Linked DNA regions of Homo sapiens: region 2 is linked to region 1. A link is an interaction called in ENCODE POLR2A ChIA-PET data of the cell type or tissue named here. Cell type or tissue: endothelial cell of umbilical vein. All regions are shown on one strand. Links, peaks and the distances in the headings refer to the core of each region. The heading gives the core; the rest is flanking DNA.

Region 1 (10,938 bases), core at 3,912-8,911:
TAAATTAAAATAAATTCTAAAAATGTGGAAGCAGTAATGATGCAGGGTGATGGGTGAAGGCTAAAAGAGTTTTGAGATACATGCTACAAAAAGCCAAGGTTGCTGTGAAAAAATTGCTAAAGATGATTCTGGTGAGGACTCAAAAAGAGCTTCTGTCTTCCTTCTTTGAGGATGCGTAAACAATCGTGAACAGAATGCTAGCAGAAATATAGGTGGCAAAGGCTATTCTGTGAGGCCTCAGATGGAAATGAGGAACATGTTATTGGACAATGGAGAAAATCCTTTTTATAAAGTGGCAAATAACTTACTGAATTGTTTATGTTCTAGTGTTTTGTGGACGGTAGAACTTTCAAACAATGAAATTGGATAGTTGGCTGAGGCCATTTCTAAGCAGAGTGCTGAAAGAGCAGCTTGGTTCCTCTTGACCACTGATAGTAAAATTTAAGAAGAGAGAAATGAATTGAAGAAGAAATTGTTAATCAAAAAATAACCAGCACTTAAAGATTTGGAAAATTCTTAGCCTGTCCTTACTGCAAAAAAAATGAGAAACCATGTTCAGAAGAGTTAGGCCAAGCATGGTGGCTCCTGCCTATAATCCCAGCACTTTGGGATGCCAAAGCAGGCAGATTACTTGAGCTCAGGAGTTCAAGACCAGCCTGGGCAACATGGTGAGACCCCATCTCTATTTTAAAAAATAAAAAAAGAAAAGAAAAGAAGAGATTATTAAGAGTGTGGCTGGTCACCCATTTGATAAGGAGAGTAGTGTGAGTATCAACCATGGACCTAATCAGCCATCTCAACAGAAGCCAGAAATAGAGTTGGGATTATTCCAGGAGAAATAATGCTTTAGTCCCCTGCCAGTTGGGACTAAAAGGAAAAGAGAAAACAAGATGGAATGAAGTAAGGCTGTGAATATGCAATCCCCTTCAGGAAAAGAGAGGAAGGATCCCAAAGGCAATTCAGACATCATCAGGGCTGCTACTCCCACCACAGGCCCAGAGTGGAAAGGCCCCTGGGAACAAGGCTACCTCCATCTTGGTTTCAAAGAGTGGGACTGCTACTCAGCACTCATGTGGGTGTGGCCCTCACAGACAGCCATGTGGGCAGTGCTACACTGAGCTGAAGAAGCAGGGACACCCCACTGAAAGATGGGGGTGATACCTTCCAGTGGTTCTGGAAGGGAGGACCACCACCCCAGTGGGCCTACAGGGCAGAGCATTCTTTGAGCCAAAGAGGATTGTATTTCAGTTTTAAAGCCTAATGAAGTTTGACTTCTAGATTTTGGATTTCTTGGTACTTGTCACCCCTTTCTACCTTTCAATTTCTCCCTTTTGGAATAGGAATATCTATCCTGAGCCTGTTCCATCATTGTATTTCGGAAGCACATAACTTGTCTGGTTTCACAGATTCACAGTTGGAAAGGAATTTTGCCTTAGGGTGAATTTTGAGTCTCACTCATATTGGATTTACATGATATTTAGATGAGACTTTAAACTTTAGAGTTGATGCTGGAATGAGTTGACTTTTGAGACTGTTAAGATGGAATGAATGTATTTTAAATGCAAGGAGGATGTGAATTTTGAGAGGGACAAAGGGCAGAATATTATGAACTAAACGTTTAAGTCTCCCCCAAATTCATATATTGAAGCCCTAACCCCCAATGTGAGGGTATTACGAGGTGAGGTCTTTGGGAGGTAATTAGGTTTGGATGAGGTCATGAGGGTAGATCCCTTGTGATGGAATCAGTGCCCTTATAAGAAGAAGAGAGACTAGAGCTTCCTCTCTCTGCCATGTGAAGATACAGCAAGAAGGTGGCCATCTGCAAGCCAGGAAAAGGGGCCATGGCAAACACTGAATCTGCTCACAGTCTGAACTTGAACTTGTCAGCCTCCAGAATTGTAAGAAATGAATATCTGTTGTTTAAGCCACCCAGTCTATAATATTTTGTTTTGGCAGCCTTAGCTGACCCAGGCACTCACTTATGCTTACATTCTAACTTCTAAATTAAGGCTGCAATATATGAAACATGATCATAGAACTTGTAATTATCTGAGGATCCAGAAAAATCACGAGCCTGCACAAGGTTTATCCAGAGGCAGAGGAAATACCAGTTCACTGAGAAAAATTAAAGGGACAGTAGAAGAATAAAATATAGTTGTTTATAATTGTATGTTACAAATTATGTTTGTGAAGCCAGTTACATAAATAATCTTAAAGATTTAATAGTTTCTGCCTGCATCCAAATAATTGCCATGTGCCTATGTCCATACGCCTATGTCCATACTACTTTGGAAACCTCTAATGAATGAATGTGTAAAGTTTGGATGGGTATTTGAGAGGGAAAATACTTCTTATGAGGTTGACAGTTATAAGCAAAGTTAGGAACAAAAAGCAAATTCAGAAAAAAACTCATCTTTTGTTATGGTCTAAATGTTTGTGTCACCCCCAAAATTTATATGTTGAAATCCTAACCCCCAAGTTGATGGTATTGGCAGATGGGGCCTTTGGTGAATGGAATTTGTGCTCTTACAAAAGGGACTTCAGAGAGCTTGTATGCCCTTCCACCATGTGAAGACACAGGAAGAAGGCACCATCTATGAACCAGAAAATGGGCCCTCACCAGACATCACATCTGCTGGCATCTTTATCAAGGACTTCTCAGCCTCCAAAATTGTGAGAAATAAATTTCTGTTGTGCATAAGCTACCCAGTCTATGGTATTTTGTTATAGCAGCCTGAATGGACTAAGACACACTTATTGAACCCCCACGTGTTTTTCTGAAGAATGAATGCCTCACATTTTACACAAGATGTCTGTGTGCACTGGGGCCGTCTAGTCTACCCTGGCCTGGTGATCAGGGCAGGGAATCACTGAAGTTTCCCATTCTCTAAAAGTGGAGGAAATGGCAGCCATGGGGAAGCTGCCTTCTGCTAACACAATTGAGCCGTGAAAACAATATACAACTATTTTTGTTATATTCCAGTGGTCACACAGAGCAACCCCAATACAATAGGAGGGCACACCACAAAGCCATGAGTACCAGGAGGGGTGATCACTGGGAGACTCCTTGGAAGCTGGCTGCCACTGTGAGGCATTATCTCTGTTTCACAGAGGAGAAACAGAAGCTCCAATAAATAATTGCTCAAGTCAACTCAACTTGGAACAGGCAGGTCTGGGGTTCAAACCCAGACAATGAGACCCCAGAACACATCCTTTTAGAACACTGCCCTATACCCTGGCCTCACCACAGGCCTTTTTTTCTAACTTCCTCTCTTCCCCTCACCGCGCAAAACATTGCAAATGAGATTTTTCCTTTTTCTTAGACCATTTCAAAAGTCATTGTTACTTAAGGGTGGAGGTTGGAAGATTTCCAAAGAATAAAATATACAGAGAATATCTAACCAAAGTTCCTAACACATACACAATTCAGAAAATGTAACTCACAGACAAGGGATAACAAGACCATTGACCCAATTTCAGAGCTTGACGTTTACAAAATGAACACAAGGCAGTGTGGGTTGTATGCGCGTTCTGTTCAGTTTCTCTCCTTTGGGGTTGTTTGGGTCAGCCTGTTGTCTCATGAGACTGGGTGGGCTAAATTGAGCAACATTTTGCTATAATAAGTCTGCAAGATTAGACCTTAGGCAACAAAAGCCGGAAGGAGAAACTACATTTCCTATAAAATGTGGAACTGTGGGATAACAGTGTAACAACACTATGACTACAAACAGGGAAATTTATATATGAGAAGGAACTGGATTGTATGTTACCTATATAAATGATCATGAGAAAGTCATGTTGTTCTTTTGTTGTGATCTTTTAAACCAAATTTATAGTGCATTGAACCAAGTAATTGTAGGCCATTATTTTAAAGTAGGTTGTAGCACAGCATGAATTAATAATCACACCAATTTTATTTTACTTCATTGGATTTATTTAGCAATTGTTTTTAGCACTTCCTATATCCCAGGCCCTCTTCTACGCACTTTAAATGTATTAACACATTTCAATTAATCCTGGCAACAGCCTGAGAGGTAGGTACTATTACTATTCCCATTTTACAGATGGTGAACTGAAGCATGGTGCAATTAAGTAAGCAGCCAAGATTCAACCGGAATTCAAACCAAGCAATCAGGCTCCACAACCTGCCTTTTTAATCTGGCTCTCTGCCTTGTGCAAAAAGATGGTGAGTTAGTCCGTTCTCGCACTGCTATAAAGAAATATCTGCTGGGCGCGGTGGCTCACGCCTGTAATCCCAACACTTTGGGAGGCCGAGGCGGGTGGATCATGAGGTCAGGAATTCAAGGCCAGCCTGGCCAAGATGGTGAAACCCGTCTCTACTAAAAATACAAAAATTAGCCAGGTGTAGTGGCAGGCATCTGTAATCCTACCTACTTGGGAGGCTGAGGCAGAGAATTGCTTGAACCCGGGAGGCAGAGGTGGCAGTGAGCCGAGATTGCGCCACTGCACTCCAGCCTGGGTGACAGAGCAAGACTCCATCTCAAAAAAAAAAAAAAAGAAGAAGAAGCCAGGCACGGTGACTCATACCTGTAATCCCAGGACTTTGGGAGGCCGAGGCGTGTGGATCACGAGGTCAGGAGTTCAAGACCAGCCTGGCTTATGGTGAAACCCCATCTCTACTAAAAATACAAAAATTAGCTGGGTGTGGTGGCAGGCGCCTGTAATCCCAGCTACTCGGGAGGCTGAGGCAGAAGAATCACTTGAACCCAGGAGGCGGAGGTTGCAGTGAGCCGAGATCGCACCACTGTACTCCAGTCTGGGTGACAGAGCAAGACTCTATCTCAAAAAAAAAAAAAAAAAAAAAAAAAACCCTGAGAGTGGGTAATTTACAAAGAAAGGAGATTGGCCAGGCGCGGTGGCTCATGCCTGTAATTCCAGCACTTTGGGAGGCCGAGGCGGGTGGATCACGAGGTCAGGAGATGGAGACCATCCTGGCTAAAATGGTGAAACCCCGTCTCTACTAAAAAAAAATACAAAAAATTACCCGGGTGTGGTGGCGGTTGCGTGTAGTCCCAGCTACTCCGGAGGCTGAGGCAGGAAAATGGCATGAACCCGGGAGGCGGAGCTTGCAGTGAGCCAAGATTGCACCACTGCAGTCCGGCCTGGGCGAAAGAGCGGAAATCCGTCTCAAAAAAAAAAAAAAGAAAGAAAAGAAAAGAAAAGAAAGGAGGTTTAATTGGCTCATGGTTCTGCAGGCTTCACAGGAATCCTGGTGGCTTCTGCTTCTGGGGAGGCCTCAGGAAGCTTCCAATCACGGCGGAAGGCAAAGGGGGTGCGAGGTGTCTCACATAGTGGGAGCAAGAGCAAGAGAGAGCTAGAGAGGAGGTGATGTACACTTTTAAAAAACCTAATCTCACAAGCACTCACTCACTATCACGGGAACAGCACCAAAGGAACAGCACCAAGGCGATGATGCGAAACCATTCATGAGAAATCCGCCCCCATGATCCAATCACCTCCCCGCCAGGCCCCACCTCCAACACTGGGGACTACAATTCCACATGGATTTGATGGGAACACACACCCAAGCCATGTCTGATGGACACATAGTTTATTTTCTTTTGTGACTCTGCATAGGCCATTCTTGCCACTGGGACCCCTTCCCTCCCAATCCTCCTGGCTTTCCCTGCCTGTCAGCAAACTCCTGCTCCTTTTTCAAGCATCAACTCGGATTTACCCTCTGCTGTGATGTCTTCTGTGACTCACATGCAGATTTAGGCACCTGTTTATTGTGTTCTCAATATATCTTACCCATACTATAGAAATATTTGTTGTTTTTTATCTACCTAGTGTTAAATTAAATAAGCACGAGGCCATTGGCCAGAGGCCCTCTCCATATTTTGAGTTTCTGTGGAACAAACAGCAACCTAATAGTATGTAAACAAACTGAAACCTAATTTAGGAGTATATTTTTGTAACATATAGCCTGGTTTCAGCCAATCACAGAGAAGCTTCAGCCAATAATAAGCATCCAATTGATGAGACCACGCCCAATAAGGCAGATGCCTAGCTGTTGCCGATCAAGTGGTTTCTCTACATTGCTTTTGTGTTCACCCTAGAAAAGCTCATTGCTCACACTGCCAAGTGGAGTTTTCTGAACCTCTTCTGGTTCTGAGTGCTGCCTGATTCATGAATCATTCTTTGCCCAAATAAACTCTGTTAAATTTAATTTGTCTAAACTGTTTCTTTTAACACTAGCTTCTATTCCGCCTTCTCTGACAAGCGTTCAGGAACCCACCCCACCCCCACCCCGTACTTTGGGTGTAGCCCATGTGATTTAAGTCTAGCCAATCAGAGCACTAAGGAGCTACAGTTCAGAGGTGATCATGAGACCCAGGTTCATCGAACTAGAGTGAATCCTGGGACTGAGCATGAGCGGCTGGGAAGAAACACACAAGTTTTTGTTGCAAGTCTGGAGCTGCTAGCAGACTTCACATACTGCCTGAGCATGAAGCAAAAATAAAGAGAGTGAAAAGAATGAGAGAGAATGGGAAAGAGTCTGCTGGTGACATTATTTGATCCTCTGAATGATGCCTCACTTAAATTCAAGATATATTCTTGGATTTTGTGCATTAACAAATTCCCTTTTTGAGCTTAAGCCTGCTTGATTTATCTATCATTTGCAACCAAAGGAACATTAACCAATAAATACATTTCACTGTATATCTGTGTCTATATATCTATATGTATTTCATTTTACCAAGGTGTCTCCCTACTAACCATAATTCTTTGAGGGCAGTAGATGCTCAATATTTGTCAAATGAATTCAGCTGAAGGGTGTTTTGAAGGAGACTGACCTTAGAGGAGGGACATTTTAGGAAGGCTAATGGACTTAGTGTGAGATGTGATCAAGGGACTCAACCAAGTTGAAGAGTAGGATTGAAAGGGAAGGGACAAATACCAAAGAAAGATTTAACAAGGCAGTGATACAGAGTGGGGTGGAGCAATAGTTAGATTAAAGCCTGAGTGCTACCCTGTTCTGCGTATTTGTTTCTTTTGGTGTCTCTTTAGCAGCCAGCCTAAATTAAAAGTTTATTGTACTGGCTGATTATTGCCTGTCTAAATCACCCGTCTCTGTTAGTTTATCACAAGTGAAAAAATTAATGATAGAGAATCAGAGACTCACATATAAGCAAATAAGCATGATTATTATAAGAAAGAGCTTTTATTAAACAATACTTTCAGGTCTTCATAAGAATAGGGGTAGAATTTCAGAGACCCACATAACTCAGTGTGCAGTAAATGCTGCTCCTGGGCAACTTAATGGAGCATAAACTGCCAGCAACGGTCCCAATTGAAATGGAGACTGGAAGGTGAAGTTGTCCTTCCTTTCTGTAACCACCAGGCAAGAGGACACTTGTAAGGTGTGAGTAGCAGCACCCAAAAACCAGCTGCAGGACTCAGTGGAAGGGAGGAATAAGGTCACTCTTAAAATCCTATCACCTCACATAGAAAAATAGCTAAGTCCTAATTAAGCTCAACATCGCCACTCTCAGCTTATCCCTGAGACAGGTCAGGAGAAGAGGGACCATTTGCTTTGCTCTGGGATTGTTGCACTTCTGCAATCTGACTTTGTAAAAAAAAAAAAAATTAATTTAAACAGTTGCTACCATATGGGATAGTGTAGCTCGATGGTTTCTTTCTCTCTCTCGTCCCTCTCCTGCTCTGCCTTCTATGTATTTACCACCCCTCTTGCAGAAATGCTCTCGTGGAATGTGGCTTTTTTTTTTTTTTTTTTGAGATGGACTCTCACTCTTGTCACTCAGGCTGGAGTGCAGTGGCACTATCTCGGCTCACTGCAACCTCCGTCTCCCGGGTTCAAGCGATTCTCCTGTCTCAGCCTCTCAAGTAACTGGGATTACAGGTGCCCACCACCATGCCCAGCTAATTTTTATATTTTTAGTAGAGACAGGGTCTCACCATGTTGGCCAGGCTGGTCTCGAACTCCTGACCTCACGTGATCCACCCACCTCGGCCGCTTAAAGTGCTGGGATTATGGATGCGAGCCACCGTGCTCAGCCGGCTTTCCATTTTTTTTTTTTTTAAGAGATGGGGGTCTTACTCTGTTACCCAAGCAGTGGCTTGATCATAGCTCCCTGTAGCCTTGAACTCCTGGGCTCAAGCAATCCTCCCACCTCAGCCTCCAGAATAGCTGGGATTACATGTGTAAGCCACTGCACTCGGCTAATTCTTTAGTGTTTTGTAGAGATGAGGGTCTTGCTCTGTTTTGGTCTTGAATTCCTAGGGTCTCCCTATGTTGCCCAGGTTGGTCTCAAATCCCTGGGCTCAAGTGATCCTACCACTTCAGCCTCCCAAAGTGCTGGGATTACAGGTGTAAACCACTGTACTGGCCAACTTCCTGTGTTTTAAAAATCCTCCCAGTTGGGGCCAGTGCCCTAACCTAATGGATGCACAATGAGCCAGTTGAATGTGGCCTCTTTTAGTCAAAAGGAAAGATTCTTTTTTTTTTTCCAAGTATTTCTTTATTTATATTACTAGGCTTAAGTTACATGAAGAAAGACAACTAAGCAGTTCTGCCCATTTCAGAAAAAGTTTCCAATCATCACCAATTATGTGACAACAAATAACTAGGAATGGTGACAGCTTTGGGTCAAGACCAACAAGGAAGAATGGGCTCTGGTGCTACAGTTCATTTCCAACAAGAATATGGCACACCAGCCAGCACAGCCATGCTAACACTGGGCCTTCAGTGCCAAGCACAGATTCAGATCTATTCTCTGAAGTTAGCAAATCAAGTGAAATAACTGGAATTTTTTTTAAGTTTAAAATGAAGCCCAAGTAAGTTTAAAACCATACTCTTGTCATATTTTCCTTTCAAAATTCACATAAAACACACTTTTCATGCCAATAGCCCAGATATTTTTTCTTACATAACCCACTATGTAGCTGCAGACAGACTCTTCTACCTCAAGATGTAAACACAGGGGAAAAAATTAATGGCCATCTGTCTAATATTCTCTCTATACACTGCTGTTGGATGGAAAATACAAAATTTTGTTTTAAAGGTTCCATCTTAGATTCTCGCAACCTGCAGGTCATACATCTGACTCTGATGCTAAGGTGACAGTGAATGTCACCTGATGTTTGTTTTCAGTAAGGGGGATCTGGGAAGGATGAATTTATCTCTTTTTCTTCAAGAATTATCAGATGATACATGCTCCTCAGAGCCTTCACTCTCTTGAACTTCAGCACTTTCCAGGATCACACAGCCTTCCTTATAACATGGCTATCTCCAGTGGCAAATTCATAAATCCACCCCGGTTTGCTATTGCAACTTTTGCAGCTCACATCTTGAACCCTGTGGCTGCCAGTGAGCATGACCAGATCTTAAAGTTCACTGCACAGCAGGTTAACGACCTTGTTAAAAGGCCAGGGCGCCTGTGAACTGAGTGGAGATGAGTTCTGGGCGGTTGGTCAGGATCATGTCAGTTTGCACAGGAACACAGACAGGTACCACCGATATGATCAAGGAAAATTCTGCCCATTTTTATAGCTGAAGTTCTAAAATCTCTGAGTGGCGATGAGATCCATGGCTGCCAGATCTCCTCGCCTGGGATGAAGGCCCCAGGATTCTTGACAGTTAATTAAAACCAGAATTCATACTGAAGCAGGAAATTTTCCCTGACCCCTCACAGGAGGGGGAGTGCAGGTGAGTGGGTGCAGGAATTGGGGCGAGTGCTTTGGGGCGCTGGCAGGAGCAAAACTCCATGAGGCCCTGCAGCACGGTCTAGTGGGGTACCCATGACTCCTGAAGCCCCAGAAAGAGTGTTACAGTGCTCTTTTAGCGTTGCCATCTGTGGACAGCTTAAGTGTTAATAACTCAGTGGAAAGTCAGTGTGACAGCCTTTTGCACTCGCACCCAAGTTCTCGTTCGACATCTAGGAGGAATGAGGTCACACAACAAATTGGAGGTGGTATATGTGGGGGATTTTATTGCCAGTGAAAGTGGCTCTCTGCAGAAAGGGGAGCTGAAAAAGGGACAGAGCAGGAAGGTAATCTTCCCCTGAAGTCCAGCCGTCCCTGCTGGACTCCTCTCGAAAGCTACAACGTCAAGCCGTCCGGTGTCCTTATAAGAAAACAGCCTTGCTGGTTGCGGTGGCTCACGCCTGTAATCCCAGCACTTTGGGAGGCAGAGCAAGAGAGAGCTAAGGTGGAGGTGCTGCACACTTTTAAGTCAAGCTGCTTCTCCTCTCTGCCGGCTGAGTTCTGGGGTTACTATAGACACAAGATGGGGGCAGGGCAGGCTGTGGGTGGTTTTGGAAAAGGCAACATTCCAGCAGGAAAACAGGGATGTAAGTTTTCACTTTGGGCCGCGGTATTACGCTTTTCACCTTGAGGCCGGGGCCGTCGCTGGGGACCCACCCTCTTCTGCCCAGAATTTTTCTGCATCCTGTCCCTGTCAATACGGAATAAAATGGTACACTGCCATTTCGCGTTATTCATTTTTTTAAAAATACATATCCTTTAAGCTGGTTATTTACCTCTTTTTAAAAGGAAACTGTAAGGTCTTCCAGGGCAGGGAGTATGTCTGTAAAGCCTTCTAGAGCTGGGCTCCTTGCTTCCTGATCTCACTCTCTCACTGTCTGTAGGCTCTTGGGCAGGTTATTTAATTTCTTAGTGTCTCAATTTCCTCCTCTATAAAACAGAGATAATAGTATTTAGCCCAGAGGGTTGTGGTGAAGTGTGAATCATTTCTCCATGTAAAACACATAGGACAGGCTGGGCATGGTGGCTCACGCCTGTAATCCCAGCACTTTAGGAGGCCTAGGCGGGTGGATCACCTGAGGTCAGGAGTTCAAGACCAGCCTGGGCAACATGGAGAAACCCCATCTCTACTGAAAATACAAAAATTAGCTGTGCGTGATGGCGCACACCTGTAATCCCAGTTACTCGGGA
Region 2 (10,938 bases), core at 2,952-7,951, 180 kb after region 1:
GATCTGAGTATTATGGCCCTTTTCACTTAGGACCTATCAGGAGCACTTTGTCGTGCTTTTTAATGACTGAAGACAGATGACAACAGTTTCTTTCCTCAGTTGCTTATTTTCATATATTTAATCTGTTCTGAAAATTCAGCTGTGAAGATGCTTTCTTATTTAAATGACTCTCCCTCACCGCTCTGAATCAAAGCTCTGGCACTTCTCTGAGCACCTGCAGTTGGAGCCAGTCTCCACCTTCTGGACTGTCTTAGTGACTGGTGGGAGCTTTGTATCCAGAGCCCTCGAGGTTAAGAGTCCAGCTGTCCCTCAACCTCAGCGTCTCAGTTCACCCATTGGAAAGTGGTGATGGGAACAGCACCCTTCCTTGTCGGACTGTGTGAGGATGGAAAGAGAAGATAAGATGACGCGGATAAGGTGCTTAGCACAGTGTCAGGCACCTACTCAGTGAAGGCTCCTCATTCCAGTTATGTGTATTTATAAAACTGACTGTATTATGTCGTAGCTGTCTGTATATAGCTGACTTCATCGTGGCCTTCTGGATGCACCACTTTTGTCGCTCTGGTACCTCGGACAGGGTCTGGCATGTATTAGTTGCTTAGTAAATGCTAGACGAGTGAACAAATGGATAAAACACTGATGTGTCCACTACTCAAGTGCACACCATTTATGTCATGAAAGTTGATATTAATGAGTGATAAACTAAAAAATAAAAGTAGTCACTGCTTTTTGTTTATTGTCCCGTAGTTTCCTAGGGCTGCCAGGTCAGATGACCACAAACTGTAGGTGGCTTAAAACAACAGAAATGTGTTGTCTCACAGTTCTGGAGGCCAGATGTCCAGAGCCAGGGTGTCAGCAGAGCTGTGCTCCCTCTGACTCAGGTGGACTCTTTCTTGGCCTCTCCCCAGCCCCGGGCTTGCCAGCAGTCCCTGGCGTGCCTTGGCTTGCAGCAGCCTCACTCGGATCGCTGCCCCCATCATCACATGACGTTCTCCCCATTCTGTGTGTCCAGATTTTCCTTTTTTTTTTTTTTTTTTTTTTTTTTGAGACAGAGTCTTGCTCTGTCGCCCAGGCTGGAGTGCAATGGCATGGTCTCAGCTCACTGCAAACTCTGCCTCCCAGATTCAAGGGAGTCTCCTGCCTCAGCCTCCTGAGTAGCTGGGACTACAGGCATGTGCCACCACACCTGGCGAATTTTTGTGTTTTTAGTAGAGATGGGGTTTCAATATGTTGGCCAGGCTGGTTTTGAACTCCTGACCTTGTGATCTGCCTGCCTCATCCTCCCAAAGTGCTGGGATTACAGGTGTGAGCCACCGTGCCTGGCCGATTTTCCTCTTCTTATGAGGATACCGGTCATTGGATTAGGGCCCACCTTAATGCATTATGACCTCATCTTAACTTGGTTACGTCTGTAAAGACCCCTTTCTAAATAAGGTCCTAGTCACAGGTATTGGGGATTAGGACATCAGCATAGTTTGGGGAAGGACAAAATTCACTCTGTAACACCTCCATATACAGTCATGTACCACATAATGTTCTGGTCCACAGTGGGCCACGTATATAACAGCGGTCCCATAAGACTATAATTCCATATTTTTACTGTACCTTTTGTACGTTTAGATACGTTGAGATACATACATACTTACTATTATATTGCAGTTGCCTACATACAGTATTCAGTACAGTAACGTGCTGTACAGGTTTGTAGCCTGAGAGCATATAGCATAGCCTTGGTGTGTGATAGGCTAGACCCTCCAGGTTTGTGCAAGTACATGCTATGATGCTCGCACAACAACGAAATTCCCCAGCGACACATTTCTCAGAACGTAGCCTCATCGTTAAGTGATGCATGACTGTATTTCAGACACTGCTGGGCTTTTTGTTTAGATTTTTAAAATTATACTTAAAAGGAGAGTGTTGGTTTCCCTCTATAAGTGATGGTTCGATTCAGCAAATCCTAAAAGGAAACTGCTCCCCATGACAGGCACAGCACCTAGATTCTGCAGCAGGTATAAACACTAGACTCCGTGACAGGTGTGACACTAGAATCAAAGACACATCGCTGAGCCAAGTCCCCAGGGTGGAGACAGGTCCACCCAAGAGGAGTCCTGCCTTGGAGGGATTCAGAGTTGCTGGGAATTGAGCAGCTCCCTGGTCTCGAAGTGCACATGATTTTAATAGATGACTTAAATGGGAAGAAAAGGCGACCCTGGGGGCGCCAATCCCGGATTGGCAGTGCTGGGATCGGAGGCTCTGATCACTGTGCTCAGAGGCTCCTTCCTGCATCTACAGTTGTGCGGAGTGCACGTGACGCAGGTGTGGGGAAAGTCTGGAGGGCCAGGGTTCCGCATCCGAGCTCCACCAGGGAACTGCTTTCCCCAGTTAAGCTTTTGTAGAGGCTGCGGGGCAAACCCAATTATAATTCCAAGAAAGGAGTGATGCCCCATCCAGGGAGCGGCATGTTTTGCAACCCGGGTATGGATGAAAGGCCCCTGTTGATTTGAGAAACACACAGGTCATGGGAGGTGCCTGTGGCTGAGCCCGTGAGGGGCAGAAACCAGAGTCCGTAGAGGCCTAAACAGGACATTTAACTGAGGCCTGGGCATTTTACACTTCCTCTCTGTCAAACAGCTTTTTCCCTTGGTCTTGTTTTAAGCCCTAGGAGATAGGTTTGTTACTGTAGTTCTGATGGTGTGAATTTTTGGATAAGTTTTTTTTTCCTTAGGTTTAAACTGAGTCTTCCAGAAGGTAGTTTTATAACCTGATGTAACAGTAAGGATCTTTTTCAGAGATTTTATTTATTAACAAGCTAACAAGTCTTTCACTCCTTAACATCAGACAGATGGACCCTTCATCTTAGAGTAGAGAAGAGCGGGGCCCATGCCCAGAGCATTTCTGTCACTGGCCCTGACAACTGCCAGGCACCTTATGGGTCAAGCCTGAGGGGCAGGAATTCCTGCTGGGATTCACAGCATTCACCACTTCTTGAATAAGGCTTTTTTTTGGAGACACAGTTTCACTCCTGTTGGCCAGACTGGAGTGCAGTGGCGCGATCTCAGCTCACTGCAACCTCTGCCTCCCAGGTTCAAGTGATTCTCCTGCCTCAGCCTCCCGAGTAGCTGGGATTACAGGTGCGTCCCACCATTCCCAGCTAGGTTTTGTATTTTTAGTAGAGATGGGATTTCACCAGACTAGTCTCGAACTCCTGACCTCAGGTGATCTGCTCGCCTCGGCCTCCCAAAGCGCTGGGATTGCAGGCATGAGCCACAGCACCTGGCCTAGGGTTTTTAATTATACATCCACCTCCAGTTGACACGGCCTCTTCTTTCACCTCTGCCTTTTCCTCAGCCATCCAGCCATCCCTTTGGAAACATACCTCCTTCCTCCTGAGGGGCTCAGCAGCTGGTTGGGGAGACAGACATGAAACCAATTTTAGTAGAGAACCCCGTGTAAAGTGCTGGCATGGCCAATGCTGGGGTCTTCTGGGAGAGCAGGGAGGGATGTAGAGGCAGAGGGAAGGCCTCCGGAGGTCAAGACACTTGATCTGGATCTTAAGGAATGAGAATGAGTTTACCCGGCTGAAAAAAGTTAGAAGGGATATACCAAGAAGGGAACAGTGTGAGTAAAGGCAGGGACGTGTGGATGAGTTTGACCTTTCAAGCACAGAGTATCTTGGGAGTGAGGGCAAGATGTGGTTGGAAAAGTGAGTGGGGAATGGAGTGTGGAGTATATCATGCTAAAGGGTTGGAACTCTGTGGTGAGAGCCAATGAAAAGTTAAAAGCTGGCTGGGTGCGGTGGCTCACGCCTGCAATCCCAGCACTTTGGGAGGCCGAGGCGGGTGGATCCTGAGGTCAGGAGATCGAGACCATTCCGGCCAACATGGTGAAAACCCCGTCTCTACTAAAAATACAAAAATTAGCTGGGCATGGTGGTGTGCGCCTATAAATCCCAGCTACTCGGGAGGCTGAGGCAGGAGAATTGCTTGAACCTGGGAGGTGGAGATTGCAGTGGGCCGAGATCACATCACTGCACTGCAGCCTGGGCAACTGAGCAAGGCTCCATCTCAAAAAAAAAAATAAATAAAAATACATTAAAAAAAAAGTTAAAAACAGGAGATGGGGGAGGGGGCGGGGAATGCTCACACCTGTAATCCCAGTACTTTGGGAGGCCAAGATGAGAAGATTGCTTGAGCCCAGGAGTTTTGAGACCAGCCTGGGCAATATAGTGAGGCCTTGTTTCTACAAAAACAAACAAAAAAAAGCCCCCAAGAACCAAAAAACTAATAATAACAGATGAGCAAAAATGACAAAAAATTAGCTGGGCATGGTTGTGCGCACCTGTAGTCCTACTTACTGGGGAGGCTGAGGCAGGAGGATCACTTGAGCCCAGGAAGTAGAGGCTGCAGTGAGCTCTTACTATATGACTGCACTCCAGCCTCGGCAACAGAGTGAAAGAGCAAAACTCTGTCTCTTAAAAAAGCAAGAGAGTGCTATGAGCAGATTTCCATTTTAGAAATAAAAATCTGTGTCTCCTCTTACTGTTCTTGGCATGGATCATTTTACACCCAACCATACAGCCTTGATCTTTCTGGCCAGGTACCATGAATCTATTTCTCTCTGCTGGCCGAGTTGGCCCTATCACACCTTCAGCATGAGGTGGAGAGGGAAAAAGGATGGGCTCTGGTATCCCCATAATGTGGGCAACTGTCTTTTGCTCACGAGAAGCTGAAGACACGGGTTCTCTCTGTTGTTGCAGAAGGAGACCTGGAAGCTTTCACAACCCCTCATCCTCTTCTGTCCAGCAGACCTTTTGTCCTTGCTGGCACTGAACATTCAACCCCGGGGGAGGCTGAAAGCTCTGCTGGCTCCCTTCTCATCAAGAGAGGAAAATGGTGATAGGATGAAAAATCCTCCCGTCTCCACAGCAACCTCTTGGCTTAGCCTCACGATGTACTGAACAATCTTTACTTAATTGGAAGGGATTTCGGGGAGAACAGTCAAGACAAAGTCATTGGCAACCTATTCCTGGAATTAGAACGCATCACCTTCTTAACTTAATTGGATAATTCATTTTAAATTGGGCGTGCAATCACGACAAGAAAATGTTAGTATTAATAATACATATCTGAGATCAACTGCCTCTCCCAAGAAACCTGGCCCTGGTGGAATTCTTTAATTCCTCCAAAATAAATTTTGCAAAGATAAAATGATGTTGTCAAAGTGGAGAAGGAACAAACATCCAGCAGGCATTCATATCCCAGAACTTTCTAGAACACCTCTGTTGGTCATGGAATGTTAGGGAAGACCTGGACTCCCTTTGGGGTGTTTTATCGATCGAGGGGGCCCTCTGTGCCCGGCCCTGGGTGTGAGTGTTGAGGGCCTGGTGTGTTTTGTTAAGTGTCTTTCTTTCCTACCATAGCAGCTATTCAGATGGTTGGAAGCATAACAGATGGCAATGGGCTATTGCCTGGGGGCGCAGGGGATGACCAGGGCCTCTCTCACAAGCTTGGGTCCTGGAAGCTGCTTAGAGACCTGTGGAGTGGCTGAACCGCCTCATGGAGGTCTTCCAATCTGGTCACATTGTGCCGGGAGATGGCAGCTGGTATCAGGGGACCAGGCTGCTGGGAGCAGGGGGCTGCGTGTTGACTGAAGGTGCTGCCTGTCTTGCACGTGCTTCCAGGCCAGCTTCCCTGTGGCACTCAGTGTTCCCCCAAAATAGGGCAGTTGCTAAGAAACAGGGATGAGCCAGAGGCCCGGGAGCGCCGTCAACACTGTGTTGATGAGGATGCTTCTGCGCCAGGGGCTCGGCTGCCAAAGCTCTTGCGGCCTTGCCAGATCCACTTACGTCAGGCTGTTGCCCAAGCCCACACCGAGTCTGCGTTTGCCAGCATGAGCGTTCCTGCTTCTGGGATTTGAGCTGCAGGAAAATTTAGTGGTTGTGTAGACAAACTCACAAAAACTCCAACATTCACAGCATAGCACCCACCACCCGCCGTCCACCCACGCCTCAGCTGCTCCTCTGCACGGCCTCTCCCCCACCCCTGCCTGTGCTCCTCCACGGCTCTTCTCAGTTCCTACCCCAAATTTGTAACATAAAAAAGAGATGCTTACGTGTGTGCAGCATTTTGTTTTAAGCCAGGCACTGTGCTAGGTATTTTTACATCTATTAGCTTATTTTCCAATTTGTGATGCACCAGTGCTGGTGGTCGATATTGAGCCCATTGTAGAGGTGGGGATGCTGAGTCTCCAAGAGGTGTAAGTCACGGACTCAAGATGCAGCAGCAGGGCGGTGGCAGAGCTTTCAGACTAAGAGTGTTGACCCCCAAGGCCCATGCCTGGGCTTCCAAAGCTGGAGGGCGACACAGCTCCAGAGCCCTGGGCCCAGACTTGAGTCCTGTATGCCCAGTACTGCTGATGATTACCCCAAGGGCAGCCAGGGAGGAGAGACAGGCCCCCGGTATTTTTTAATTGAAATGACAGTGGAAAAACTGCTGGCAAGATTATCTGAGTCAGCTGAAAATGTGAGTTTGAGTGGCCCCGGAATACCCCACGCTTCCAGAAGACGCTTCCTATGGAAAGTACTGGAGCGTGGCACTCCTCTGCGTGTGCGCCTCCCAGCTCTCGGCGGCCTCCAGGAAGGAGTCCAAACTCCCTTCACCATCTCACCCCAACCCAACTGCCTTCCCTGCACCCCCACAGCCGCCCCCCACCCCAGCATCTTCTCAGGCCCCCTCCTTCCCCCTGCCCTTCTTGCCTGGCTCACTCCTGGCCACCCTTCAGACTCCTCTCTCTGCCTCCTCCAGCTGGCGCCTCACTTGGTGATGGCCGTGTCTGTTCCATGGCCCCTCCCAGAGGGACTTGGTTTCTCCTGCTGTCATTGCGTCTCCCTTACGGGGCCGCATGCTGGGTTTTCTTACCATTTCCTGCATCCTGCAGAGCCGAGGGCGTGGCAGCACCAATCAAGTGTAGTAGGAATGAGTAGGAAACAAGCATCCTTCTCCATGGCACAGAAGGGAGTCTGTCACCTTGGAAAGTCACTCAAGAGAGGATCCAAGAAAGCGTCTTGCCCTACCTACCCCTCCTTTAGCAAGTGAGGATCTTCGAGGGGAGGGGAGTTTCCAAGTCAACTGGTGACAAAGCCAGGATGAGAAGACACTCCCAGACCACCTGTGGCTAATGACACACACTGCCCGGCCATGCCATCTGCCAGCGCTGGAGGTGGCCGCTCAACACAGGAAGGTCAAGGTCAGTGTTAGCAGCTCCCCCACCCAGCAGGGGAAAGGGAAAGACTTGCACTGGGGAGCAGTTTTATTTATTTTTATTTATTTATTATTAATTATTTTTAGATGGAGTCTTGCTCTGTCACCCAGGCTGATGCAGTGGTGAGATTTTAGTTCACTGCAACCTCTACCTCCTGGGTTCGAGCGATTCTCCTGCCTTAGCCTCCTGAGTAGCTGGGACTATAGGTGTGCCACCATACCCGGCTAATTTTTGTATTTTTAGTAGAGATGGGGTTTCACCATGTTGGCCAGGCTGGTCTCGAACTTCTGACCTCAGTTGAACCACCTGCCTTGGCCTCCCAAACTGCTGGGATTACAGGTGTAAGCCACCACCCCGCCTGAGCAGCTTTATGTTCTATGTTATTAACACTTAAAAGGCCTTTGAATAAAAGTACCCTTGAGTGTTTAAGGAGAGCCAGGAGGGAGACAGGACTCCAGGTCCAGCCAGCAGCAGCGCCCAGCCAAGAAGGCAGGGAGAAAAATGCTGCGAACGTCCAGTCGAATCCTCCCGGGTTGGGGTGTCCTGCCAGGCCAGCAAGCCAGCACTTCTCACTAGCACCCTCAGGGTGCCACGTGTACTCAGGCAGCAGGGATGAAGAGCGCCTCAACTTCAGGCTGGCCAAATTTGGTGAGATAGTTCACGCTGCAGTTTACCGGTGCCAGAAAGCAAAGAAACCTCAACCCAAACCACAAGAAAACCTCTCCCGGGAGCCGACAGAGTTGGCCTGTTCAGAGACAGAGTTCCAGCCTTTGTTGGCAGCACGTCATTCTTAGAAGTCTGGAATGGGTGTGAGTGGGTGTGTACGTGTGTGTGTGTGCACACTCCAAAGTTCGGCTTTGCACAAGGGACAGCCTAGGCTCCACCTTACCCGGTGCCTGTACCATCGCAGTGGGAAGGGCTAGTTGCACCCCAGTGGCGGCCCCAGGCTGTGCCTCCTCTGCCTCGCTGAACAGAGACAATTTTAAGAAAGGGGTGTATTAGTTTCCCAGGGCTGCTGTAACAAATGACCCCAAACTTGGTGGCTCAAAACAATAGAAATGTATTCTCTGAAGGTTTTGGAAGACAGAAGTGTGTAATCCAGGTATCTGCAGGGCCCCGCTCCCTCTGAAGGCCCTAGGGAAAAATCCCCCCTTCCTCTTCTGGCTTCTTGTGGGCTCCAGCCACCCTTGGTGTTCCTTGACTTGCAGCTGCCTCACTCCAGTCTCTGCCTCCACGTCCCATGACCACCTTCCCTGTGTGTGTCTTTCTGTGTCTTCATGAGGACAGAAGCCATTGATTTCAGTGCCTACCTCAAATCCAGGATGATTCTGTCTCGACATCTTTAACCAATTACATCTGTAAGAACCCTGCTTCCAAATCAGATCACATTCTAAGGTCCTTGGTGGACATGAATTTGGCAGGGACATTAAACTCACTGCAGCGGTGGGTGGGGGAAGATTGCCTTGGTGAGAAGCAGCTCAGGTTTATGGGTCAGAGGAGCCCTTTCATAAGATGCTCTTAAATAGCTGGGTGTGGCGGCTCACGCTTGTCATCCCACTACTTTGGGAGGCCGAGGTGAGAGGATCGTTTGAGCCCGTGAGTCCAGGATCATAAGATGCTCTTTAGTGGGGGTGGGTGTGAGGTGAGCCTGCCCCCCAGACATTTGTAGCAGAGTCTCTTATGGCCAGCTGACTGCTCACTGTCCCCTCTGCTTCAATGGCAGAGACAGAGCAGAGGCAGGGGATGTCACACTGCATCCAAGCCACTGAGGGGCACTTCAAGGACAGAAGCTGGCTTCACTCCTTCTCCATTCCTCAGAGCCTGGCATGGGGCCACCCATAGGAGAGTGTGTATTCAGTGTTCACTGAAAGCCAGGTGTGGTGGCTTGAACCTATAGTCCCAGCTACTTGGGAGGCTGAGGCAAGAGGACCGCTTGAGCCCAGGAGCTCCAGGCTGCCGTGTGTAACAGTCGTGCCTGTGAATAGCCACTGCATTCCAGCCTGGGCAATGCCAGCAAGACCCCATCTCTAAAAAACAAAAACAATGTTTGCTGAAAGAATGTTTGCTTGTCGGAGAGATACAGTAACTACTTGTTCTAACTTTGGAGAAAGGACACTTCGGGTTTCATGTCAGGAAGGAGTGAGTCAGACTGTGGTCTGGAAGGGAACCCAAAAGCAGGAGTTGAAGAAAATGTGTTGGCCAGGAAGCCGCGGCCTGGAGATACTCCTCTGCTACTTGTGGGTGTTGTGAACTCAGCTGGGAGCCTCGGGTCTCACATCTGTGAAGTGGGTATCAAAGCGTTGTGAGGCTAACATGAGATTTTGTGTGAGCCTTCTGTAAACTGTAAAGTAAGGTGCCCACCCAAGAAATTTTCCTGGAAGGCAGAATAAAATGAAAAGTGTGATATAATGAGCAGTGTGTACGATTAGATTATTGCATGCTAAGCAAGATTCACTGGGTGAGGGTCATGTTGTAAGGACCTGTGTGAGTGAGGCACTGACTGCGTTGAGTCTTTAGAAAAAATTAGCCTATGGGGTATTTTTATTCCCATTTTAGGGGTGAGCAAACTGAGCCCCGTGTAGATGTTCAGTAACTTTCCCAAGGTCATAGTAAGCAGAGAGGCTGGAATTCAAACCCAGATCTGTTCACCCCAGCACTGGGTCCACATGACTTCTGGCCCGTCAAGGCTCCTGGCCTGTGCCCTTGTGTGAGCTGCTGCTGGGCACGGGCCTGGAGACAGCCGGGGGAGCTTGGCAGTGGGTGCCATCACCGGGCTGTATATGGTGGACACGAGCTTCCTGTTGTTTTCCTGTCACCCTCGTCCCTTGGATGGCATGCCACTTATAGTTTGGCTGCTCATGTCCAGTCTGCTGCACTGGGAGTGCTGGGTCCCCCGTGCCTCATGTTAGGGTGTCCCTCCAAAGCAGGCACCTTCTCTACCCTGTGGATTGGCAGAGGCAGTTCTATTTCTAGGTAATGAATGGACCTTACGGAAGATTGGTCTCTTCCGCCCGAAGAGCTAGAAATAACTGTTCTCAAGCAAGGCCCATGCTTTCTCAGCACAGAGCTGGTTTTCCCAGGCACTCTGCAGTTAACCCCACTATTACTCTGGAATGCAGAGACCCCTTGGCCCTGTCGGATTTACTTTAGTAGCAGCCTCTGCTTCCAAATGCAGCTGCTTTCTGGAAGAGGGTGTGGTAGTGGAACAGAAATGGCTTAGGTCTTGGCACTAGATACAATTGGGTTCAAACTTCGGCTCCACCAGTTACAAGCTGTGTGACCTTGGGCTAGTCAGCTTTTTAGTTCCTATTTCTTTCCCTTAAAAAGTCTTAATTTGACAAGTAATACATATCAAATATACATTCTTTAATGTGAAAATACACATAAGCAAAAAGAAATATGAAAAATCACTGTTAAATTTTAGTATACCTCTTTTAAGATTAATTTTTCTACCTCCTTTTATTTACACATATATGCATATATACAGTAGAAAACATATAAATATATATGCAATAGAACATTTTTAAAATAATGGAATTATTCATACTGTTTTTTTTCCCCACCTAATGTATATTTAAAGGTATGGGGAAGTGTTAGCAATGTCGTGTCCCCTGAAGTAGCTACGTGGTATTCCATTGTATGGCTCTCCCAATATTTAACCTACCCCCAGGTGGTGGA

What was found. Peaks named below come from ENCODE experiments on the same cell type or tissue, not always from the same donor. Only the 100,000 strongest peaks of a DNase experiment are listed, where the experiment ranks them.
Region 2: POLR2A ChIA-PET joins it to region 1 with 6 read pairs; 6 of 35 experiments call an interaction of 5 or more read pairs at or near these places.

The regions. Positions count from the first base shown.
Region 1 is chr12:96,050,849-96,061,786 of GRCh38, forward strand. It overlaps LOC124902990 (a long non-coding RNA gene), which reads left to right and starts at 1,800. Exons shown (of 2, transcript XR_007063413.1): 1 at 1,800-1,898; 2 at 2,496-2,705. It also overlaps the pseudogene YPEL5P3. In endothelial cell of umbilical vein, for the core only: no CTCF peak of the experiment used is centred there; no DNase peak of the experiment used is centred there; H3K27ac peaks cover 495 bases.
Region 2 is chr12:96,228,505-96,239,442 of GRCh38, forward strand. All of the region lies in intron 2 of ELK3 (ETS transcription factor ELK3), which reads left to right. LOC124902991 (a long non-coding RNA gene) reads right to left here and starts at 7,092. Exons shown (of 2, transcript XR_007063414.1): 1 at 6,918-7,092; 2 at 2,780-5,917. RefSeq lists enhancers at 6,502-7,486, 9,528-10,028. In endothelial cell of umbilical vein, for the core only: no CTCF peak of the experiment used is centred there; a DNase peak (open chromatin) is centred at 5,767; H3K27ac peaks cover 2,000 bases.